Regions from separate parts of the Homo sapiens genome. Here region 2 is linked to region 1. Evidence: chromatin loops called from intact Hi-C (ENCODE). Cell type or tissue: GM12878. All regions are shown on one strand. Each heading gives the region's core, and the rest is flanking DNA. Links, peaks and the distances in the headings are about the cores only. Region 1 overlaps SNX30 (sorting nexin family member 30). Region 2 holds the start of KIAA1958.

Region 1 (9,559 bases), core at 2,105-7,104:
CGCTATGTTGCCCAGGCTGGTCTCAAACTCTAGGGCTCAAGCTAATCCTTCCTTCTTGGCCTCTTAAAGGGCTGGGATTACAGGCATGAGCCACCACGCCCTGCCCTAACTCTCTTCTTACTGTTGAACCTAGGGCTCAAGGAGGCTTAGTGACATGTTAGGGATCTGGTAGGGATGCAAGAACTGCATAGGCGCAGAGTCCTTCCTACTCCGCCTGTGCGGGTGGTGTGGGGATGGGAGTATCAGGCCACTTGTTCCCAATATTTCTGTCATGCTGTGCTTGAAAATTTGTCAACAATGACTTGCTCTCTGGATTTAAGTGTTGTCTTTTTTCCTCTCTCTCCAGTCCTACAATGCTAGTTCCTTTGGGAAAATCATCTGATAAGTCACAAATACCTACATTGAGTGAATTTCCCCACATCTTCACCCTTGCAAACACAGAGGAAGGTCGTGTTTCATAGGCATATGCTGGTGTGTGGGACTTGAAGAGGGGAAACAATGCAGTTAGTTGGGGGTCAGTCCAAGAATGAGTCCTTGAACTTCACCATTTTGCTAAGACAGTGAACACAGGTTTTGGGGAGGATGAAATCATAATTTTTGATGCTAGAGCTGTTCACAGCTTTTTCTTTGATGAATGACTCTCGTTCATGTGCTTAAAGATTTTCTTGGTGCTGTGAATTAAAACAGACTTTTGGCTTGAAAGAGTAAATTTATGAGATGTAGCTTGACCCATTTTTATCTTGTACTTTAATTTCTGAGAACCATGACAGTCATATAGTGTGTATCCTCATAGGGAAAAATGGCTTATGTGAGACACGGTGTAATTTGTGCCAGTAAATGAGTAAAAATCTTGTTTTGGTAAAAATCAACTCAATTTTATTTAACATTGATTTTCATTATTAAAGTGCTGCAATCACATTTCAGAAAACTTTAAAAATTGAGAAAAAGGGATGAGATTATTAATATTTTTCTGCAATGCAATGGCATTTTTGTATTATTTCTAGATTTTTTCTTATCTGTCTAAAATATAACAGTTCCAGGGTTGTGGTTTGGCAGAATGTGGCAAATTAAGCAAAACCTTTTCTATTTTCATCTAATCTGCCCCCGAAATGAGCAGTGATCTATTATCTTTACTTTTTGTTTATTTCCTCTTTGGCAAAACTTGTCAGCATATTTAGCAGAAGGTGGAGACAATTTCTTTTCACAGATTTGGATTTAGTAGCAATATCCTAAGTGGATTTTTTCTGCTAAAAGAAATTGTTAGAGTTAAGCTTGGAGGAAATGAATCAAATGTTTCTAAACAATTCTGGGGGATAGTTGAATTCTATTTCCTGACGGTAGGGAAAAAAAAAAAAACTGGCTTTTTTTTTTTTTTTTTTTTTTTTTTTTTTGAGACGGAGTCTCGCTCTGTCACCCAGGCTGGAGTGCAGTGGTGCAATCTCGGAAAACTGGCATTTTTATTCCAGCTCGTTGAATTTTTAACTGGGCTAAGTGTCCCAGACTGGTCTATTCTGTGTTGGTAAACTCTGCCATTTGGCTGTTGTGTTTGGTGGAAGGAAAATATGATCTTGCCTAGTTTGGTTATTCTAAGAGCTTTTTTCCTTCCCTTCAGCCAAGATATGCTATTCCCTTATGCTTATTTTTTTCCATTCTCTTCTTTGCAGAGTACTCGGGTGGAGTTTGACCTGCCAGAATATTCTGTTCGTCGAAGATACCAGGATTTTGACTGGTTGAGGAGCAAACTGGAAGAATCCCAGCCCACTCATCTCATTCCCGTAGGTAGTAAGTCACTACAGCTTGTTTCTCACTTGTCCTGTGTTGTCTTTCCTGAAGGGGTTCACTCAACTCTCATCCCTTAAGTTATACAGACTCACCCAGCAAACATATATAAAACATGTTAACGGACACTGTATACAATACTTCACCTATTAGGTTTTAGTTTCTGATTTGGTATATAGAAAGCCAGTTTTGCGGCTGGCTGGGCTTTCTTTAGCCACAGCGGCAGAAATCTAGCACAGAATCCATTGCCACAGTTTTTCATTTAAAAAACAAGAAACCACCTAACACTGTTTATTGAAGCAACGTGACATTTATCTACTCCAGCGCTTCCATCTGCACAGTTTTTAAAAAACAGAACCAGAGCAAAAGAAATTTAAATCTTTTTTTTTTTTTTTTTTTTGAGACAGAGTCGCACTCTCTTGCCCAGGCAGGTGCGCAATGGCATGATCGCAGCTCACTGCAACCTCCGACTCCCAGGTTCAAGTGGATCACCTGCCCCTACCAGGTTCAAGTGGATCACCTGCCCCAGCCTTCTGGGTAGCTGGGATTACAGGCGTATGCCACCACGCCCAGCTAGTTTTTGTATTTTTAGTAGAGATGGGGTTTTGCCATATTGGCCAGGCTGGTCTCGAACTCCTGATCTCAGGTGATCCACCGACCTCAGCCTCCCAAAGTGCCGGGATTACGGGTGTGAGCCACCGTGCCTGGCCTCAACATTTATATTGAGTACTTTTCTGACTACTTTTGTTAAAAGTAGAAATAATAACGGTTTGGACACCAGATGTTTCTTTGGGCCTTGGGGGCTTTAGAGCAGTTTGAGTCATAAAACTCCTCAGAGGGGCTGATTTATCTTTCAGCAAAAACCTTTGTTGAATGATAACTTCCTAGGACTACCAACTTTCTGTTACTACCGCATCTCCCAGCCTTTTTCCCCCCATGGTTAGAAGAGGCTGTGTATGTTGTGAATGCACTGGCAGTTTTCTCAGTTTTCAGGGTGAAAAGAGCCACGTTGCCAGTACTGTGATAGGAACGATGGCTCTCACCTGGGACTCAGTTCTTTCTCAGGGTATCTCCTTTTTCCTCCACATACTTTTCTGTTCTCCGAGCCTGAAGTTTTGCTTTTTCTGTCTTCTAACCACTTAAAAACATGCCTGAAGAGGAAACAGTAGTTTTTAAACAGTTGGGAATATTCCTTAAAATAGAATCTTAAGGTGGCAAAATAGGCAGTTAGTGAATAATTTTTAAAAAATAAACTGCATTTTAGAACATTATCAGAATTACAGAATTATTGTGAAGGTAGTAGAGAGAATTCTCAAGCCTCACATCCGGTATTAACATTTTATATTAGTGTGGCACTTTTGTCAAAATGAACCAGTCATTATGAAATAAACACCATTATTAACTAAAAGTCTTTTATTCCAAGTTCCTTTTTATTTTTCTTTCTTTCTTTTTTTTTTTTTTTTTTGAGATGAAGTTTACCTCTGTCACCCAGGCTGGAGTGCAGTGGCATGATCTTGGCTCACTGCAACCTCTGCCCCCGGAGTTCAAGCGATTCTTCTGCCTCAGCCTCCTGAGTAGCTGGGATTACAGGTGCACACCACCATGCCCAGCTAATTTTTGTATTTTTAGTGGAGATGAGATTTCAGCATGTTGGCCAGGCTGGTCTCAAACTCTTGATCTCAGGTAATCCTCCCACCTCGGCCTCCCAAAGTGCTGGGATTACAGGTGTGAGCCACCACGCCCGGCCCAAGTTCCTTTTTTCTGTTCCAGGATCCTACCCAGGATCCCACATTTTATTTAGCAGTCATGTCTCCTTAGGCTCTTCTTGGTTGTAACAGTTTGTCAGGCTTTCCCTTTTTTGGATGACCATGACTGTTTTGAGGAGTACTAGTCAGGAATTTTGTAGACTTGTCCCTCAGTTGACATTTGTCTGACGGCTTTCCCAATCGGGGTAATGTGTTTGGGGAGGAAACCACAGAGGCAAGCTGCCACCCTCATCACCTATCCAGGGCACGTGCTGTCAACAGTGTGCCTCACCATTGATGTGAACCTCCATCGCCTGACTTGAGGTAGTGCTGGTCAGCTTTCTTCACTGTACAATTACTCTTTCTCCCAGCCTTTTTGTACTGTACTCTTTGGAAGAAAGTCACTGTTTATTTATAGCCCACACCATGCATCAGGGAGCTGCCCTCCTGGCAGCTGGTGCCTGTGAGGTTGATACTGGAAGCGCAAAGGTAAGACAGTGACACCTGCTGGTTGAAACATAGTGTCTACTCTTCCATAGACACTAGAAGAGAATGGAAGAATTTCCGGAATGCCCAAAGTGGATCCAGAATATCTTTAAGTGTGGTTTCTGATGGTCTGGATAGAAGCAGTTGGTAGGAAGCTACTTTAGAAACAAGCAGAAACTTAATTTTTTTTCATAAATTCTTGGTACTTGCATATCTGGAGTGGAGATTTAATATGGGAGAGCCTCTCTGATTTAAGTATGAAAGTCAAACCAGCAACCAACCCCCCTCATCCGCTACAAAAAAATTTTATAGTAGCTTTGCTAGGAGGTGTCTGTCTGTTATTTAAGTGTCATCTTTGGGAGGAAGAGAGGATGGGATGAGAAGGTTATAAGGAAGACAAAGGACCCCTGCCTTGGGGAACTTATTATCAGTTGGAGACCCAGCAAACATGCAGAAATGTTCATTTCCCTTTTTAAGAAAGGATTTATTGAGATTATATAACATATAATTCACCCATTTAAAATGTACAATTCAAAGGCTTTTAGTATATTCATAAAATTGGACAACCATCAGCATTATCCATTTTCAAATCTTTTTATCACCCCAAAAAGAAACCTCACATCCCTTAGCTGTCACTTACAAACACTGTATATCTCCCAGCCCCTGGCAACCACTCATGTACTTTCTACAGATTTGCCTATTCTGGACATTTCATGTAAGTGAAATGATACACAACGTGATTTTTTTTGTTACTGGGTTTTTTCACTTAGCATATTTTCAAGGTTCATCCATGTTGTAGCATATATTAATATTTAATTCCTTTTTATTGCCATATAATATTCTAGTTTATGGATAATACCACATTTTGTCTATTCACCCTTGATGGACGTTTTGGTTGTTTCACCTTTTGGCTATTATGAGTAATGCTGCTGTGAGCGTTCATGTACAAGTTTTTCTGTGGACATGTTCCCATTTTGGGGGGGGTGTATTCTTAGGAATGTAATTGTTGAATCATACATAACTCTATAATTGGCCTTTTGAGGAACTGCCAGACTGTTTTCAAAAGTGATGACAGCAACTTACATTTCCACACGCGATGTATAGGAGTTTCTCCACATCTCCATCAATGCTGTTACTGTCTGTCTTTTGGATTGTAGCCATTCTACTGGATGTGCAGTGCTATCTCATTGTGATTTTAATTTGTATTTCCCTAATGATGTTGAGCATCTTTTCATGTGCTTTTGGGCATTTGCATATCTTCCTTGGAGAAATATCAATTAAGATCCATTGCCCATTTAAAAATTGGGGTGCCTTTTCATCCTTAAATTTTCATAGTTCTTTTTTCAAATTTTATATATATGTGTGTATATATATATGTGTGTTTGTATATATGTGTATATATGTGTGTGTGTATATGTGTGTATATATATGTGTGTGTATATAATTTTTTTTTTGAGGCGGAGTCTCGCCCTGTCACCCAGGCTGGAGTGCAGTGGTGTGATCTCGGCTCACTGCAAGCTCCGTCTCCCGGGTTCACGTCATTCTCCTGCCTCAGCCTCCCTAGTACCTGGGACTACAGGCGCCCGCCACCATGCCTGGCTAATTTTTTGTATTTTTAGTAGAAACAGGGTTTCACCATGTTAGCCAGGATGGTCTCCATCTCCTGACCTCGTGTTCCGCCTGACTTGGCTTCCCAAAGTGCTGGGATTACAGGCTTGAGCCACTGCGCCCAGCCCCATTATATGTATAAAATTTTAAGAGGCAGGAATGTTGTTTTGTCACCCAGGCTGGAGTGCAGTGGTATGATCACAGCTCACTGCAGCCTCGACCTCCCAGGATCAAGCGATTCTCCCACCTCAACCTCCTCAGGTATGTGTCACCATGCCTGGCTGGTTTTTAATTTTTTTTTGTAGAGACAAGGTGTCACTGTGTTGCCCAGGCTGGTCTTGAACTCTTGGGCTCAAGTGATCTTCCCACCTCAGCCTCTCGAATAGCTGGGACTACAGGCACCCTATGCCATCATGCCTGGCTAATTCTTTTTTTGGTAGAGACAGAGTCTTGCTATGTTGCCCAGGCTGGTCTCAAACTCCTGGCCTCAAGGGATCCTCCTGCCTTTGCCTTCTAAAGTGCTGGGATTACAGGCATGAGCCACCGCGCCTGGCCAAGAGTAACCATATGTTCTTAAAATGCCTTCTTGGAACCAGAAGTATGCTGGTTGTATATGTTTGTCATCTCATAACAGCAGTTCACTGTGTTTTTCTTCATTATGTAATAGTTGGAGCTGCCAGAAAGTCTTCATTATGACTTTTTCCCTCTGTTTTTTTTAAAGCTTTTTTGAGATATAATGGATATACAGAATAGCCTTGCACATATTTAATGCATACGATTCGATAGGCTTGTATGTACCCCTGATACCATCACCACAATCAAGGTAATAAACAGATCCATCACCTTCACAAGTTTTCTTTTGTCCCTTTGCTGTTTTGTTTTGTTTTTTTTTTTTGTAAGAACCTGTAACATAAGATGTACATAATGTGTAACATGAACATGTAACATAAGATCTCTCGTCTTATCACATTTTACAGCATGCAACACCATACAGTCATTCCCCCTTATTTGTGGTTTTGCTTTCCATGGTTTCAGTTACCTGTAGACCAAAAATATGACATGGAAAATTCCAAAAATAAACAGTTCATAAGTTTTACATTGTTTGCTGTTCTGAATAGTGTGATGAAATCTCATGCAGTCCCGCCTAGGACATAAATTATCTTTGTCCGGTGTATCCACGCTGTAGACATTGCCCACCTGTGAGTCCTTTAGTAGCCCTCTTGGTTATCAGGCTGGAGATCACAAGAAGAAGAATGAATACAGTACCATAAGATGTTTTGAGAGAGAAAGAGAAAGGCCAAATCCCCATAACACTTATTACAGAATATTGTTATAATTGTTCTGTTTTATTATTGTGAATCTCTTACTCTGCCTGATTTGCAAACTAAATTTTACTATAGGTATGTATAGGAAAAAACATATACATATATAGGTATGTATATACAGGTGGGAAGTTCACTTGAGCCCAAGAGTTCAAGACCAGCCTGGGCAACACAGTGACACCTTGTTTCTAAATTTTATTATAGGTGTGTATATATAGGAAAAACATAGTATATACAGGGTTCAATACCATCCATGGCTTCAGCATCTGCTGGGGGTCTTGGAATGTATCCCCCTAGGATAAGGGAGGATGACTGTATTGTTAACTATAGGTACCACTTTGTACAGCAGATATCTGGAACAACTTATTTATGTTTTATAACACTAGCTTTATATCCATTGAACAACTCCCCATTTCCCACTCTCCGTACCCCTGGCAACCACCATTCTATTTTCTGCTTCGGTATTTGTTCAGTGGGTTTGACACTTCTGCATTTCCTGGAGCACTAGTTACACAGCAGAGCAATTTCATGATTAGATGGGTGCCCGTATTAGATTTGGAAGATGAAGCAGATACATTGAATAAACACTTGAGTGTTTAATTTTCACTTGGAAATTTAATGTTTACCTCAGTTTTAAGGAAGAAAGCTTTCTGGAAGGATACATTTGTATTATGTCCAAGTTTTCTTTTGAGTAGTAGTAAACTCAGAGGAATTAATGAGAATAAATTTGTAATGCAACAATTTTTTTTTTAATATGAAATAATAAAAACTCCATTTTCTAGTTGGGTTCTTCTTTTTTCTACTGTTAAAAATATACCTGCGTTTAGCTTATTCAATGGATAAGTTAATAAGTATTGAAACATTGGTTCAACTTCCTAATGCTTTGCATTAAACTGGGCTTGGTGATTATTGTTTTTAATCTCTGCACTTGGTGACAAGCTTTTAATCTCTATGCTCCTTTATTTATTTGGTAGTAATTTTTGCTTAGAAGCAGTATTTTCTATTAGTTCGACAAGGGTAGGAGAAATAGGCCTCTGCCATGTAAATATTTAATGTGCACTAAATATTTGTTGAATTGCTTAGAAGAAGCAAGTCATTTGCTGACGAGGAAGTTGGACATTTCAGGATTCAGCAATTGAAAGATTTGTCTAGATTTCCTACCCAGAAATAGCAGCTTTCCATTGACAGTCTACAACAAATATGCTATTGTTTCAGATTATAAAACAGCTTTATAAACTAATATGGAATATAAATGACAGTGCTTTACTAAAGTACTAAGTACTATCTAATATCAGTATTTCAAGATTAAACCCTGAAATATTTAATGGATTATTGTAATACTTTGCAAATAGGATTTTTTTGCAGGATCCAACATATATATGTGTATATTCAGTTTCTAAAAATGTTTTCATTGTAGAAAATATTAACCATATTGAAGAGATTCAGTACGATGAGTCCCGTTGAAACTCCATCACTCAGTTTCAACATTTATCAGCTCATGGCCAATCTTGTTTCATCACTGTCCACTCCCTCACCCCTACACCCAGGTGTTTTTTTTTTTTTAAGTACCTTAAACAACAGAAATTTATTCTCTTACAGCTCTGGAGGTCAAAAGTCCAAAATCAGTTTTAGTGAGCTAATATCAACATATAGGCTAGGGCTGCATTCCACCAGAAGGCTCTAGGGGAGAATTTGTTTGCCTACCTTTTCTAGCTCTTGGGGCTGTCTGCATTCCTTGGCTCATGGCCTCTTTATTTTCAAAGCCAGCAGCATATCTGTCATCATCTCTGCTTCCACCATCACATCTCCTTTTCTTAAAAAAGGAAGTAAAATCCATATTACACATCACCATTTTAACCATTCTGAAGTGTCCAATTCAGTGACTTTTAGTACATTCACGGTGTTGTACGACCATCACCACCATTGAGTGTTGTACGACCATCACCACTATTTAATCCAGAACATTTTCATTACCCCCAAAAGAAACTTTGTACCCATTAAGGAACCACTCTCAATTCCCTCCTTTTCCCAGCCCGGCTATAATGAAGAATGCTGCTATCAACACTGGTGGTTGTCTAAGATTTTGTTTGAGCACTTATTTTCAGTTACCTTGGCTATACAACAAGAAGTGGAATTGCTGGAGCATATAGTAATTCTGTGTTTAATTTTTTGAGGAATTGTTCAAACGGTTTTCCACAGTGGCTTATAATTTTATATCTGCACTAGAAATGTATGAGGGCCCAATTTCTCCACGTATTTGCCAACATTTGCTATTTTACTTTAAAAATTCTAGTGGGTGTGAAGAAGTAGATCCCAAATGACTTGTTTTTTTGAGACAGGATCTCACTCTGTCACCCAGGCTGGAGTGCATTGGCATGACCATAGCTTACTGCAGCCTCCAACTCCTGGGTTCAAGCAATCCTCCCACCTCAGCCTCCACAGTAGCTGGGACTTCAGGCGTGCACCACCATGGCCAGCTAATTTTTTATTTTTTGTAGAGATGGGGTCTTGCTATGTTGCCCAAGCTGGTCTGGAGCTCCTAGCCTCAAGCAATCCTCCCAGCTTGACCTCCCAAAATGCTAGGATTATAGACATGAGCCACTGTGTCTGCTTCCCCCA
Region 2 (9,013 bases), core at 37-5,036, 330 kb before region 1:
CGGTGCGTGCCGTAGGAGGTGTCGTTACACACTTCCTGTGGGTCTCGCCGACCACGGCGCGTTTCCGGTGCCGGCTGGAGCCCGGGGTCCGAGCCCCCGCCCCGCTCGCCGGCCCCGCCCCGGCCCGCCCGCGCCCCGCCCCCTGCCCGCCCGCCGCGCTCCGAGCCGGGCGCGCGGAGCTCGGGGCGCACGGAGCGGCGCGCGGCGGTCGGCCGAGCCAGGCTGGCGCCCCCGCCCCCCGCCCCGCTCCTCGGTCCGCCGCCCGCCGGGCGCCTTCCCCGCTCCACTTACCTTTGGTGCCCGGCCCTCTGGCCGCTCTCCTCCCGCCCTCGCGCCCCTTCGGCCCGTCCCGTCCAGCCCGGGCTGCCCGGCTCTCGCAGGCCCCCCCGCGCCGACCGCGTTCCTATGGACAGACGCACAGACACCTGCAGGTGGGTGAGAGCCCGCGCGCGGGGCGGGGACGAGTGCGCCGACGCCGCGACCCAGGCGGGGAGCCCCTTTGTGTGGGGGGCGGCCGCGCCGGGGTCGACTCTGCTTCCCCGTCAGCGGCCGCGCGGTGACCCGGCTGAACCTTCCTTTTGTCTCCTCTCGGGGGAGCGAGGCCGGAGCGAGGGCAGGGACCCGGGCGGCCGCTCGTCGGCAGCGCCGGGCTTGGGGGTGCGAGGCGCAGAGACCCCCGGTGGCGGCTCCGGTCCGCCTGCCCCGGGCCGCCCCGCCGCCCGGCAGCTCGGGTCTCAGCGGCGGCTGCAGGCGCAGTGCGTGGGGCTGGCGCCCCCGCTCCTGCTCTTGGGTCTGTCGGAGGTGGGAAGGAGGGCGGGAAGGAGGAGGAAAAGGTCTGTCCTCTTAGTTTCCAAGTCTTGAGATGCTTATGGAGAAAGAGAGGTGGTTCAGGGCTCTGCCCCACTAGTTTTCCTCCTCGGGTGGCTCGCCGAGGTGCGTTTGGGGCGTGTGTGAAGGAACGTGCATGGCTTCGCTCCCTTATTTATTGTTTCTAACGGAGGAGGGCTTTCTCCAAAAGGCTCTTCCGCCCCCCCACCCCCATCTGAGGCTGCGCACAGTGATTTGTGTTTGTTATCAAATATATCGAGAAATGTATTCCCCTGGGTAGGAGGAGGTTGGACTGAACAACGTCAAACCAAAATCAAAGAATGTTTTTGGTTCCTTCAAGTCTTTTTTTTTCTTTAAGGTTTTAGATTGGGACTTTAAAAAAAATGAACGTGGCTGTGATTTTTACAATTATATGTATTTAGTGTGTGTGCGTGTGTGTGTGTGTGTGTGTGTGTGTGTTTTGAAGTTTAGGAGTAAAGTTTTGTTTTTTCCCGAACTCGTTAGGATTCGCAAGACGGAATCCTCTCCCGACGAAATAAACAGCTAACAAGCCAGTCAGGTAGTGACAGCTTCCATGGTGGAGGTTAAATTGGAGTGCAATAAACAATGATCTAGCTTTCCCTTCAGGCTGAAGCCTTTATTTCTGCTGATTTAAGATATGAGATCTTTCCCTACCCATGAGACCATGAATGTCAGAATTGAGTTTCCCCTCTAGGATTGTGCCTTTACTATTTTATTCCACGTATATAACCCAACGATTGGGTTGTGCATGGATATGGATACAGTGTTTTGAAAAATACTGTAGGGTGATGTTTCTGAATTGTCTTATTTGATTAGCTAGCTAAGTTTCTTCATGAACGGTTGCTGTGTATTGTAGATACTCAAATAATAAATGAGGTTGAATAAGCACCCAGAAAATTAATTTTACAGATTCAGATTTTTAATACGCAGGTATGGATTTATGCCTGTATCAATCTCAATCTACTGCTCCGTTCTGGAAACTCTTTTTTGCCCACCCTGTGAGAATTTATATTGACAAAGTTAAGTCTGACAGTTACCCAGGAGATTAAAAAAACGAAGAAGCAGTTTTGGGGGCCATGCATACAATTATATGGACAGTCATATGTAAAAAATAGAGGTTTTCCTAAAAAAACAAAAAGCATTATCATCTAAACTTGAAGGAAAAACGTGGAAAATTATGTATTTAAATTTTCATTAAGGTTTGAAAATTAGTAAACAGTGTACAATTTAATGCACTTTTTTAAAGACAAACTGATTTTTGTCATTATAAAAAGTTTAGTATGCTTAAAATAGTGCTTTTTTCTAGGAGAAAAATTTATCTAGATTCTTGTCCCAGTTAAACAGATTAATATTATTGCATGCCTAATTTTGTAAATGCCTGGAGCGTAGATTTGTACACACATTACTTAAAACCTAGCAGTGATCAAGCCAATCCTTTTTAGTTGATAAAATTTTACTAGTTTCTGCTTTGACTTCCAGTCTGCATTAGGTAAATGAATTTAAATTCTGCACAGAAGCACAGCTCAGTATGTGGCTCTGGTAGGCCCTTGACTAGCGTTCCTTGTCCCTCTCCATTCCTAGTAATAGCCCAAAGAGAAGAGGTATTGAAATTTGATCAGGCTTTATCGTGAATCCAGGAATGGAGTTCTAGACCACTCTCAGAATTTCAGCACTTAGATATACGTACTCTTCCTTAGCTCTTTAAAATATTTAAAAAAGATAAGCTAACGATTGAATTGCTTGTTTATATATTTACAAGGCTGTCAGTGGTAGTGATAAGATTTAACAAAGAGTCACTGTGTAGCTAAGCATCGAGTGTGGCCTGTACTGAGAATTGTTTTGGCAAAGTTGTAGTTGTGCCTGTTTTCTGAGATCATCAATGTAGTCTTTATGTGGGCTGGCTGAAAGATAACACCTAGTTTTGTTTATGTTTTTGTGTTTTTTTTTTTTTGACTGATAGGTAGATAAGAATTTTTTGTTTTTTGTGTAATTAGCAATAATATTTTAGTGTGATCAGAAGCATTCCAGAGAACCTTACATATTTTCAGCTGATTTCCTTTCTGGTAAGTTGGTGTTGAGGAAAGCATATAAATTATTTTTCATTTTTCATGTTTGAAATTTTTTTCATTTATTTTGACAAATAAGTGCTGCTTCCAGAAAATTTGAATTTGTGTAAAACTGGATTTTTAAATATAGCTGACATTTACCACCTTCTCTTTTTAAAACAACATTAAGCCGTCCACAGTTAAATTTGATAGGCTTTAAAATCCATGGACTTTTCTAGCATTTTCCTGTTTATTGGTTATCAATGTAGTATCATTACAAGAAGCCTAAAATGGCCACTTTATGTTAACTGGAATGCTCAAATGACTAGTGTTTTCATTAGCAATAAATGGAAAGCTGAAAAGTAACAATTTTATTCTTTGTAATAGATCTGTGACTTTCAAGTCTTTCTTTTTGACATTTTTTTGTAGCCTGGTGGGGAAGCAGGTCCGGCTGTGAGAGGTGTGGACAGTGACCTCTCATTCCAGCTTTTATCATCATCCTGCATTGTTTAACAACAGCACCAACACCATGCTGCTTGCTGAAAATGCAGATTTCATTCTTGGATTAATATTCTGGTACCAGATGTATGAGGCTGGCTCTAAAGAAGCTTTTTCTCTTAAGTACTGTCAAAAATAGAGAAGCTGAAGATTGGAGAGAAGCCATTTATTTTGAACAGTTTATTTTCTGACAGTTTGTGTTTGTAAAGAAACCTGCTCATAATATTTACTTAAGAGATCTACATAGTTGCCTGAGGAAGCCCCACAGGTTTCTTTTTTTCCTTTAAAAAAAGTTTCCATTGAGCTTAACTCTTACGTGATACTTCTTGACTTTGCTTCTGATTAGTTGATTTATGGACTTTATTTACTAGCATGATTGGAGAATTCTTTTGCTAGACTGAAATTGCACTCTGCCTGTGCTCTGGTCCGTTTCCTAGGTAACAAATGCACTGCATAGATTCCATAATGAGGACTGTGGTTGGCTAGTTACTGTGTAAATTCTGTTGTTTGGTAAAGCTTAGTCTCAAATTCAAATAAAGGTCAAGAAACGAAAAGTACTGAAAATGCAAATTTTTGAATTTTATTTTGTATCCAATGCCAACAAAGTTTAATAGGCTTTTCTGGAGAAAGGCAAATTATGCAGCCGTATTCAAGTTTGTTTTGCAAAGTCTTACACTTAAACAGTTGGAGAGCTTTTTCACCGTTAGTGTTCATAGTGGTAATGCTAATGGCTCTAGTGACAAAGAAGATGTATTTCAGAAACATGTTATTACACTTGAAAATAATATGGAAAGCAAAGAATCTTGGTCTAGGACAACAGTGATATTCTTATACTGAAAGGAAGTAACATTATGTATCAAAAGAAATTATACAACTTTGATGTGAGATATAACATTATGTTTTTTAGAGACACAGTCGCACTCTGTCACCCACGCTGGAATACAGTGGTGCAACCATAGCTTACTGCCTCTTCAAACTCCTGGGCCCAAAGGATCACATCTCAACCTCCCAAGTAGCTGGGACTACAGGCACGTGCCATCACACTTAGCTAATTTTTCTTATTTTTTGTAGCGATGGGGTCTTGCGGTGTTGCCCAGGCTGGTCTTGAACTCCTGGACTCAAATGATCTTCCTGCCTTGGCCTCCCAAAGTGCTAGGATTATAGGTGTGAACCACCACGTCCAGCCATAACTTTAAAAAAGTTTAAGAAGACGTTAAAACGTTGAAGCAATATTTAAAAACATTAAAAATCTTACCATAAAATGCTGAATTTCTACTCTAGCTTTTTTTCTTCTCTGCATGAACTTTGGCCAACCTAGCACCAGGGAGTAGCTCCCCCCTTGGTTGCTGCAAGTTAGAGAATAGCTTTCTCCTTCACCTTACTCTCCTCTGGAAATCTATGGCCTCTTTAGCTCCAGAGATAGGACAAAAAGTAATATGTATGGAATGGCTAGTAATTATTAGCTGGTTTTTTTTTTTGTTTTTTTTGTTTTTTTTTTCCTTAAGAAACCTGCAAAGAACCAAAATTCCATTAAAACCTACTGGAAATATATTTTCACTTGATGCCTGAAAATGTTTTTTGTTTGTTAATCATCAAGGATTTCATTAGCTGAACTTAACATACACATAACTCTTTTTAATTCTAAATAATTATCCAAAGTTGCTTCCATTGCTTTCCCTTGCTTCTCTGGATTGTTTTTAGATGATTCATTTACTCTTTGGTTAACTTTCATTTCATGCATAGGATACTTCTTGGTTGGCTTCTCTTTTTATTCTTGGTTTTCTTCAAAACTGATACTGCTTTAACCTTTTCTGTCCTTTTTTAATTGCAAATATTCTGTCCCTTCAGTTTTTTCTTATATTTTCCTCTGGAAATACTTATTATTTTAAAAATATTTTCCTTGCATGATTTAAGGCATAATCACCATATATCAAAAGCTCTATCCTTTTTTCTGTTATAGGACTTCATATTTCTGGGACGGAGTTGACAATATGTGTGAATTCTTAACCAGCTAGGACTACTTCCTCTTCTCAGCTTGTATTAATTTGTTAGGGCTGCCATAACAAAGAATCACAGATTGGTTGTCTTAAACAACAAAAATTTATTTTCTGACAATTCTGGAGGCTAGAAGTATAAGCTCAAAGTGTTGGCAGGGTTAGGTTCTTCTAAGGCCCCTCTCTTGGCTGATGGATGGCTGTCTTCCTAAGGTGGCTTCACTTGGTCTTCCCTCTGTGTATGTGTGTGTCCTAATTTCCTCTTAAGAACATCACTTACATTGGATTAGGGCACACACATATGACTTCATTTTACCTTAATTACCTCTATTCCAGGCCTTACTTCCCCTATAAGTCACATTCTGAGGTACCAGGGTTTAGGATGTGAACAGATGAATTTGAGAGGAATACAGTTCAGCCTATAACACAGTCCATCCCTCTACCTACTGCCTTTCATGCATGTATACCTACCTACCTACATATGTACATACATACCTCACTCCACATGTGGGATTTTGTTGGCAATTTTTCACTTGAATCCCAGGCCCCAATACATAGCAATATGATCAACTCTATATATAGTCATTAAAAATAAAGTAGCTAAAGGCTTTTTGTTTTTCACTCTTCATATTCATTGTTTTTAAATGCTTTATTTTTAATGACTTAAAGTACAAAATCCTTTTTTTGTTTGTTTGAGACAGGATCTTTTTCTGTTGCCCAGGATGGAGCGCACTAACGTGATCACAGCTCACTGCAGCCTCGACCTCCTGAGCTCAAGCAGTCCTCTCACCTCAGCCTTCTGAGTAGCTGGGATCACAGGTGCACACCCAGAGCCCAGCTCACTTTTTTTTTTTTTTTTTTTTGTAGAGATGAGGCCTGTGTGTCCCAGATTGGTCTTGAACTCCTGGGCTCATGATATCCTCCTATCTGGGCCTCCCAAAGTGCTGGGATTACAGGCCTGAGCCACTGTGCCTGGCCAAAATTCTTAATAGTTGTTTTGGAATACTGGAGAATATTATTGTGGCCAAATTCAGTGGAAGTGCTAATGCTGTTATTTTCTTCTGAGTTCTGAGGACTTGTTTCTTTTAGTGCTTTTTTTTTTTCAGCTATTGGTCTTGCTGCTCTCATGGTAAGTTATGCACTATTTGTTCTTTTCACGCATGTCTGATGATTCCTGAATCTAATATCTAGTCGGGGCTTTTCTCCTGAAATCCACATCTTTGTGTCCTACTACGACTGGATATATTCACTTAATTTTCCACAAGCATTTCACATTCAACATGCCCCAGACTTATTGTCCTCTTCACATCTGTGTCTTTTCTTTTATTCCTTAGCTCAGTGAGTTGGTACCACCTTCCATCCATTTTCCCAGTCCAGAAATTTAGGAGTTATCTCTGATTCCTTCTTTATTCTTAATCCCATTTTCCATACATAATCAAGCCCCTGGGTCAGTCAGTTCTTGCTGCCCAAGATTTCTCAATTCTGTCTGTTTGCCATATGTGAATCATATGCTACTGTGTTACCTTTGCATTAGTCTTAGTTTTTCATTTAAATATATTCAGTGTGCAACAGAAGTCCTTACGGTAAAGCTTCTGTAATCATCTAGTAGTCTGAAGTTCATTGAATTCTTGTAGTGGCTCATGTGAAATGTATCCCTTGCTTTTCATATTTAACACTGTTTATCTGTGGCTTTTATAGTTCAAGGTCACTTTGACTGAATAAAAATACTTGACTCACATTTTTTTTCCCCTCAACTATCTTTAAAAATGTTACTCTCTTGCAGGAGTTGGCAAACTTTTTCTGTAAAAGACTGAATAATAATTATCTTAGGTTTTATGGATCACTGGTTTCCCTCACAATTACTTAACTGTGCCATTGCATTGCAAAAGCAGCTATAGATAGTGTGTAAATGAACTAGCCTGACTGTTCCAATAAAACTTAATTTACAGAACCAGGCAGTGGGCTGGATTTGGTCCATAGGCCTTAGTTTGCTGAGTCATATTCTATTCTGGTAAAATGTGTTGTTGTCAAACTGTAATACCAATATGATTTTCTTTCTTTAATTTTATCTTTTTGCCTAGATACCCAAGGGCTTTTTCTTCATATTTAAAGCCAATAATTTTACTAGAATGTCTGTTGACCATTCCCTGTTAATTCTCCTAGATACACAGTGTTTTTTATTACATTGGCTCAAGTGTTTTTTCATATTTTCATCAATTATAGTTTTTTAGTAATGTGTTCCATTGTTTTCATTTTCTCTCTTTGGGGCCTCCTATTATATGTATGTTGGATCTTCTTATGTCTATACCTTAGTATTATTTTTTCTTATTTTTTATATTTGCTCTATTTTTATGTTTTTTTCTATTTTATGCTTTAGTGTGTTCAATGTATTTTTCATGGTATCTATCGCTTTTTTTTTTTGACAGTCTCTGTCACCCAGGCTGGAATGCAGTGGCACCATCATGGTTTACAGCAGTGTCAACGTCTCTGGCCTCAGGTGATCCTCCCAGTTTAGCCCCAAGTAGCTGGGACTACAGATGTGCATCACCATGCCCTACTAATTTTTGTGTTTTTTGTAGAGACAGGGTTTCACCATGTCACCCAGGCTGGTCTCAAACTCATGGGCTCAAATGATCCACCTGCCTCAGCCTCCCAAAGTGCTGGGATTACAGGTGTGAGCCACCGTATCTGGTGGTACCTATCTATTAAGTTTAGTGTTCTTTTTAGTTTTCACTTCCTTTCTGAGTTTTTTCTTTCCTGTTCTGTCATGAACTTTGTCATTTCTTATTGTACATCCTCTTGTTATCTGGCAAGATTCATTTTTTAGTTTTTCAATTTCTGATGTATGCTGTTCTTCCATAGCTTCTATCATTTAAAAATTTTTTCCCCTTTTTTCATTTTTTTTTCTTTTTGAGACAGGGCCTTTCTCTGTCATTCAAGGCTCAAGGGATTCACCCACCTCAGCTTCCCAAGTAGCTAGGACTGTGGATGTGTGCCACCACTACCAGCTGAATTTTTTTTTTTTAAAGACAGGTTTCACTTTGTTGCCCAGGCTGGTCTTGAATTCTTGGGCTTGTGATCCTCCTGCCTTGGTCTCCCAAAGTGCTGAGATTACAGGCATGAGGCACTGTGCCTGGCTATTTTCTTAATTCCTCTTATTCCTTTTGAAATATGTTACAGTTCTCATCTTTTTTTCTTACTGTGCTTTTTAATTGTTCTCTCTTGGTCATATTTAAATTAGATGGACTTACCTGTACTTTTGGAGAAGGTTTCTGTGATGGAGATGGAAATTGATAAATACAGTTTTCCTGGTTTTATAGTTTGAAGATTTCCTCCTTTGTTGCTTATCTGAAGTATTTTAAAAATATGGCCACTCAATTAAAATAAAAATGAGGTACCATTGTACACTCACTAGAATGGCTAAATGAGAAAGATGAAAAATACCAAGTATGAGGATGTAGGATAGCTGAAATTCTCCTGCACTGCTATTCAAAGTGTAAATTGGAATGGAAATGTAAAGTGGTACAGCAATTTGGAAAGCTGTATGGCCATATCTACTAAAACTGGACATATGCTGCAAATCCTGTGACTCATTAGTTCTACTGTAAGATCCATACTCACCCAAAT

Evidence for each region. Hi-C counts contacts between places; a loop is a spot of excess contacts. Peaks named below come from ENCODE experiments on the same cell type or tissue, not always from the same donor. Only the 100,000 strongest peaks of a DNase experiment are listed, where the experiment ranks them.
Region 2: a loop joins it to region 1, with 12 times the contacts of the local background. A loop is called at or near these places in 7 of 110 quality-filtered maps.

Annotation. Positions count from the first base shown.
Region 1 is chr9:112,816,041-112,825,599 of GRCh38, forward strand. It overlaps SNX30 (sorting nexin family member 30), which reads left to right. Exons shown (of 9, transcript NM_001012994.2): 3 at 1,665-1,775. Among named protein-coding and RNA genes, the nearest start is that of SLC46A2, 70 kb to the right of the region's middle. RefSeq lists a silencer at 1,908-1,957 and an enhancer at 3,748-3,977. In GM12878, for the core only: a CTCF peak has its summit at 4,024 (motif pointing left); a DNase peak (open chromatin) is centred at 4,011.
Region 2 is chr9:112,486,688-112,495,700 of GRCh38, forward strand. KIAA1958 reads left to right here and starts at 140. Exons shown (of 4, transcript NM_133465.4): 1 at 140-431. It overlaps HSDL2-AS1 (HSDL2 antisense RNA 1), which reads right to left and starts at 957. Exons shown (of 5, transcript NR_171779.1): 1 at 292-957. RefSeq lists silencers at 109-168, 249-738. In GM12878, for the core only: no CTCF peak of the experiment used is centred there; a DNase peak (open chromatin) is centred at 922; H3K4me3 peaks cover 2,298 bases; H3K27ac peaks cover 748 bases.